Regions from separate parts of the Homo sapiens genome. Here region 1 is linked to region 2. Evidence: read pairs that join two places in POLR2A ChIA-PET (ENCODE). Cell type or tissue: GM12878. All regions are shown on one strand. Links, peaks and the distances in the headings refer to the core of each region. The heading gives the core; the rest is flanking DNA. Region 1 holds the start of RNU1-2 (RNA, U1 small nuclear 2). Region 2 has its middle 2.7 kb from the start of TRG-CCC4-1.

Evidence for each region. ChIA-PET counts read pairs that join two places held together with the same protein. Peaks named below come from ENCODE experiments on the same cell type or tissue, not always from the same donor. Only the 100,000 strongest peaks of a DNase experiment are listed, where the experiment ranks them.
Region 1: POLR2A ChIA-PET joins it to region 2 with 11 read pairs; 3 of 35 experiments call an interaction of 5 or more read pairs at or near these places.

What each region holds. Positions count from the first base shown.
Region 1 is chr1:16,894,483-16,897,391 of GRCh38, forward strand. It overlaps RNU1-2 (RNA, U1 small nuclear 2), which reads left to right and starts at 1,498; the gene lies at 1,498-1,661. RefSeq lists enhancers at 860-1,793, 1,794-2,726 and a silencer at 1,536-1,615. In GM12878, for the core only: no CTCF peak of the experiment used is centred there; DNase peaks (open chromatin) are centred at 1,318, 1,739 and 2,132; H3K4me3 peaks cover 665 bases; H3K27ac peaks cover 677 bases.
Region 2 is chr1:16,679,588-16,682,496 of GRCh38, forward strand. No RefSeq gene overlaps it. Among named protein-coding and RNA genes, the nearest start is that of TRG-CCC4-1, 2.7 kb to the left of the region's middle. In GM12878, for the core only: no CTCF peak of the experiment used is centred there; no DNase peak of the experiment used is centred there.

The DNA.
Region 1 (2,909 bases), core at 309-2,808, 210 kb after region 2:
CTTGACACCATCGCGAGAACAAAGTCAAAGATGAGTCAGCAGATAGTGAAAGAAGAGATTTATTGCAAAGCAAAAAGTACACACTCAAGAAAGGGGAGTTCAGGCATACCCAAGAGAGAACAATGGATTCTGGGGTTTCATCTTGATGGGTTTCTTTAACCAAGGAGTGGAATGTTCATGAAAATTCCTGGGTAAAGGTGGAGATTTCTCGGAACTGTGGTGCCATCCATTTTTACATCAAATATTGGTCTCAGAACTGTCATGGCACTGGCGGGTGTGTGATTTAGTATGTTAATGAGCATATAATGAGGGCCTAGGTAAAACCTCCGTCAAATCCAGCACCACATTGGGTCCACTCAGCCTTAGCCAGCTTGGTCCACACCCTGGTTTTTCAGCGTCTTAACAGCCCACAGCCTCAAGTCATGTAAATCTGCTGCCTAGAATTTGTTATCCTGTGACCACCCTGTAGTATTCCTGTCTGAAATCTACTTGTAAATATTCAAATGGTCTTTCACTTGGGCATTCCAACTTTGCTTACTTCACAGTGTTTCCTGCGTAATATATAAGAAAAGATGATCCAGACATTGTTAAACATCTCAAATAAGATGTAGCCCAGGTATTTGTGTCAAATTTGGATTATTTTGATTTCGTCTTTGCAGAATATAAAAAACTAACATGAGGTAAGCACTAAGGTGTGGAGATGGCTGTGCAAGAGATGACAAAGTCCAGCACCACGCTTGAGAGTGTCCAATCATCTCTTCTGGGGCAGCATAGTTTTCTACAATACTGATTTTGGAAAAAAAATCAAAAAAAAAAAACCTACAAGATTCATGAAACTGGACAACTGTCTTTATAACATTACCAGTGATAAAACCAGTAAGGAAGGCTGGTTTGCAGTCATCTGAGCAGCCTCTTTACTTTCATAAACATGGTTTCTCTCGGCTTCCAATTGCAAGTGGAATGCTGCATCACAGGGATAAAGATGTGAAGAGAACCGGTTTCTTCTGTAATCCGAAACATTCTAGTCTGCGAATTAAAAGCCATTATTTGAAGAAGGATGCCCCGGCTCCATCTGGCCACCGAAAGGTTGCTCCTTAACACAGGCTAAGGACCAGCTTTTTTGGGAGAGAACAGACGCAGGGGCGGGAGGGAAAAAGGGAGAGGCAGACGTCACTTCCTCTTGGCGGCTCTGGCAGCAGATTGGTCAGTTGAGTGGCAGAAAAGCAGACGGGGACTGGGCAAGGCACTGTCGGTGACATCACGGACAGGGCGACTTCTATGTAGATGAGGCAGCGCAGAGGCTGCTGCTTCGCCACTTGCTGCTTCGCCACGAAGGAGTTCCCCTGCCCTGGGAGCGGGTTCAGGACCGCGGATCGGAAGAGAGAATCCCAGCTGTGTGTCAGGGCTGGAAAGGGCTCGGGAGTGCGCGGGGCAAGTGACCGTGTGTGTAAAGAGTGAGGCGTATGAGGCTGTGTCGGGGCAGAGCCCGAAGATCTCATACTTACCTGGCAGGGGAGATACCATGATCACGAAGGTGGTTTTCCCAGGGCGAGGCTTATCCATTGCACTCCGGATGTGCTGACCCCTGCGATTTCCCCAAATGTGGGAAACTCGACTGCATAATTTGTGGTAGTGGGGGACTGCGTTCGCGCTTTCCCCTGACTTTCTGGAGTTTCTAAAAGTAGACTGTACGCTAAGGGTCATATCTTTTTTTGTTTTGGTTTGTGTCTTGGTTGGCGTCTTAAATGTTAATCCTACAGTGGAGGGCTGGCGAATAGGAAGTAACATGTCGCCTGCACGCCATAGGAGAAAAAGCGAGCATCAGCCGTATCGGCTTTGTAACACAAATTAGCTATCGTGAAGTCCGCTCAGCTCTTCCCTTTCTACCCTGGCTGCTTTTTGCAGGGATTGGTCCGTGGTCTCCAGTCTCTTGGGTTCTCACCCTGTGTGAAAATCTTCCTGTTTTTCCCTACCCCCCAAGTCACCTCTTACACAGCCTCTGCTTCCAAGCGCAGCCCCCACAGGAGTTTGTAGGATTTCTGTGCTAGCGGGGAGTGTGTTCTCACCTCATAGAGCCAGGTAGAAACTACGCAGATGGGTGCTGTTCTCCAGGAAGAAAGCAGGGCCTTTGGGGCTCTCAGTGTCCCCGTTGGGTTGTAGACATAACACGCTTACTTTGCGTAGGGGAACGGCTCTGCCGGCCCCCAGGTGCCCTCGCGCATATTCATGGAGGCCCGTAGGTCAGAACCGCAGTCTCACCTGTCTTGGCGGAAATGCCCTGCGATCCTCCCGGAGATAGAAGGCGGGAAGTTTTATGAGGAGCCAGGTACAGTTTCCCTACTATCTCCGGCAGTTCATATATCTAGTGTTTCTTCAGACTTTATTTAAGCGACAGCTTCTTGTTTGATGTCTCGCTCCCACATCCTACATCCATTGCCAGGCAACTTTCTAGATAGCACCCAGACCCATCCTTCCCACCCCCAAGCAGCCGTTTCCTATTTCTGGTGCCAGTGTCCTCCCCAGTCCCTCTTTCTTCAGGCCCTCGCTTATCACCTTCATGGACAGAAAATACTTAGCTCTCTCTCAACCTGCGGTTTATACCTGACACGCGTCAGTACCCTGACAAATTCCTTAATACCCTTTCTCAAATGGCACTGAAAATGCATTTCTTTTTAACTCCCAGAAGTATCTAATTGGTTTTGTCCCTGAACTACATGAATACTAGTATTCCACTACAGAGGAAAACCCCAGGCCTAGCGATGGCGGTTCTGGGCATTGTGCCAGCCTCTCCCAGGGTATGTTTTCTGACATCACCTACTTTTGATCAACTGAGGTCAGGAGTTCGAGACCACCCTGACCAACATGGCGAAACTCCGTCTCTACTAAAAATAAAAATAAAAATAAATTGC
Region 2 (2,909 bases), core at 299-2,798:
ATGGACTCTATGACTTCCAGATGCAGATTTAGAACCTTTTTAAAAAATATTTTGTTTTTGTTGTCTTGCAAATCAGCCAGATCTGCAACTTACCAGAGTAAAGCCAAACCAAGCGGGACCCTTAGGAAATGCGCTAAGATGTCATCCACTTTCAGTGTCAGCCTGTGAAAATTCAGGCGACAGAAGAGAATAAAGAGAATCTTAAGGAATTTCTGGAACCAAAGCTAATATTAAGCAGGCCTCTTGCTGGCAGACCAGTGGAAATTGTACCTGGTCAACAATCTGTCTAGATTGAGGAGGTCTAAAATGTAGCCACAGGTTCAAATACTTTTCTGTTTGTTTCCCAACCTCGATTAAACTCACAAAATTTAGGGACCAAAAAAACAAACAAACAAACAAAAAAAAAAACAAACCACGACGTTCCCACCCAGTCTCGAATCAGGGACTTTTCTCGTGTGAGGCGAACATGATAACCACTACACCACAGAAACTGCATATGCACCAAAAAAGGCAAAATATCATCATGAAAATCTTAGATCAGCCATTTCTATTATCGTTTCCAAAGTAAGAAATTCAACTGCATTTCGAAATTCGACTGAAAAAAGCCCAATAAGCACCAGCCATCAAGAAGACTATGGCTCCCAATAGGCCCAGGCTTAGCGTTCCGCGCCCACCCCCAACACGAAAACCATGGGGACCCACACCCGGGCTTCGGGGACACATACCCGGGCTTCGGGCTCCCGCATCCTCCCCTGGGTATGCAGTTCCAGAACTAAGCGCCGTGTGCGGGATCCTCCCGGCTGACACTCTTCGGCTCCCAGAAGCTGCAGGAGCCGGCGGGCTTTGAGCCTCCGAGCCCTGGGCGCCCCGTGCCTCTCAGGAGGGTGGACGCCGCCCTTCCAGGGATGCGGACCCCGCCTCGGGGCCTTTTCCCCGGCGCCGGCCGTCGGGGCTCTTGGCTCTTCTCGTCCTCCCAGGAACCGTAGAACCCTCCTTGCCCTCCCTCCCGTAGGCCGAGGGGCGTGAGCTGCGCCTGTTTCCTCACGGACCCTTTGGCCTCAGCGCCTCGATGTCTTGCAATTCTTAGCTCACGGCTCTTCCTCCTATAACAAGGCCCTTCCATGTCATGTCCCCTACTCCCTCTTAGCACCAGAGAGATGTCTCCCCTGCCCCACAGGTCACATTCCATGAGTGGTGAAGTTTCTAGAGTTGTAACCATGGCATCTCCAGCCCTGTGTGTTCCTCTCCATGCTCCCCATTGAGCAGTCTTGATCCTATATTAGCCCCAGGAAATGAAATAGAAACAGGACCCTACGTTAAAAAGTTGCAGTGGAGATGTGGTGGCCACCAGGGGCTGGAACTGTGGGGTGACTGAGAGTATCCAAAGCCCTGTGGCCAACTTACTGGTGCTGAGTGTGCTGGTGAGCCTCTCTGTCAGCTGGCTTCCCCGGGCCAGTTGCTCCCGGAAGCTCTGTCCCAGGTAGTAGTCAATGTCATTGCTCCTTAGGAGATCCTCAAAAGATTTTACTGTATCTTTTGCATGCTGGGTGAGAAGATAACAAACACCTCTCCCTTCTCGTATTTTTTGCCGTAGGTAAGACAGTTCCCGGGCCTGATCCTGAATCAGGGAATCATATTTCCTAATGCAGGACAGAAGAGGAAAGGGTGGATGATAAGTTATGGGGGCTTCTGTAGAGATTTCTATGAGAACATCTCTAAGGAACTCCCCCAAACTGAATTCTGGCACATAAGCCATAGGAGGCATTTAACAGCAAATTCTACCCTGATAAAGTATCGCACTAAAAATTTTAGTATGGGCCGGGCGTGGTGGCTCATGCCTGTAATCCCAGCACTTTGGGAGGCTGAGGCAGGCAGATCATAGGTCAAGAGTTCGTGACAAGCCTGGCCAATATGGTGAAACCCCTCCTCTACTAAAAACACACACAAAAATTAGCTGGGCATGGTGGCACATGCCTGTAATCCCAGCTACTTGGGAGGCTGAGGGAGGAGAATTGCTTGAACCTGGGAGGTAGAGGTTGCAGTGAGCCGAGATGGCACCACTGCACTCCAGCCTGGGTGACAGAGTGAGACTCTGTATCAAAACAAAACAAAACAAAAATTTACCATGCCACTGTTCTTCAACTGTTATATATATGTTAATTATATGTCCCTAGATAAATTTTTTGGGAGCTGGGCCTCCAGCTGGGATACTCTCTGGAGGAGACTCTTCAGGTCCTTTTTGGCCTGAAGTCCTGGAGAGTAGAAAGCCCCAGTGCCATCAGACAGCCACAACTCATCCTCATCAGTGACACTATGAGGTGAAGACCCCTCCAGGGTGTCAGGAGCTCTCAGCTTCCAGGGTCTTTCCAGACTAGATGAATAATCACTTGTAACCAAGAGGGACTGGACCCGGTTCTTGAGGTTTTGAATGACCTTGTTGGCATTCTGCAGCTGGGCCTTCAGATCTTTGATGTCCTTTCATAGGACCCAGATGTTTTCTGACTTTCCATATACCCAGAACTCTTCCTGCCTCCCTAGTTCATTCTCCAAGGGCTTCCTCTCAGAGGAACTAGCCAGCGTTCAGCCCCGGCGCCCCTGCTCAGAGCACAGCCCCTCCACCAGGACCATTTCCTTGCGGCTGCTGTGCTCCTCATGCTCTGAAAAAAGACAAAGATGTCTTCCTAAATAAAAGTTGGATGTGCTGTTGTGGCCACTGCCTTTGAGAGGAGGCAGGTTTGGTCATGAGGACAATAATTACTAGGGAATAAGGTGAAGTCGTACTTTATTCAACCCTGACACTGTACTAGGCATTCAAATACAGTATTTCTTATCCTCCTTATACCCACAAGTTAGGTTTCACCACTTTCTATTTTACTGACTGGGGAAACCAAAACTTAAAGAGAGGTGGT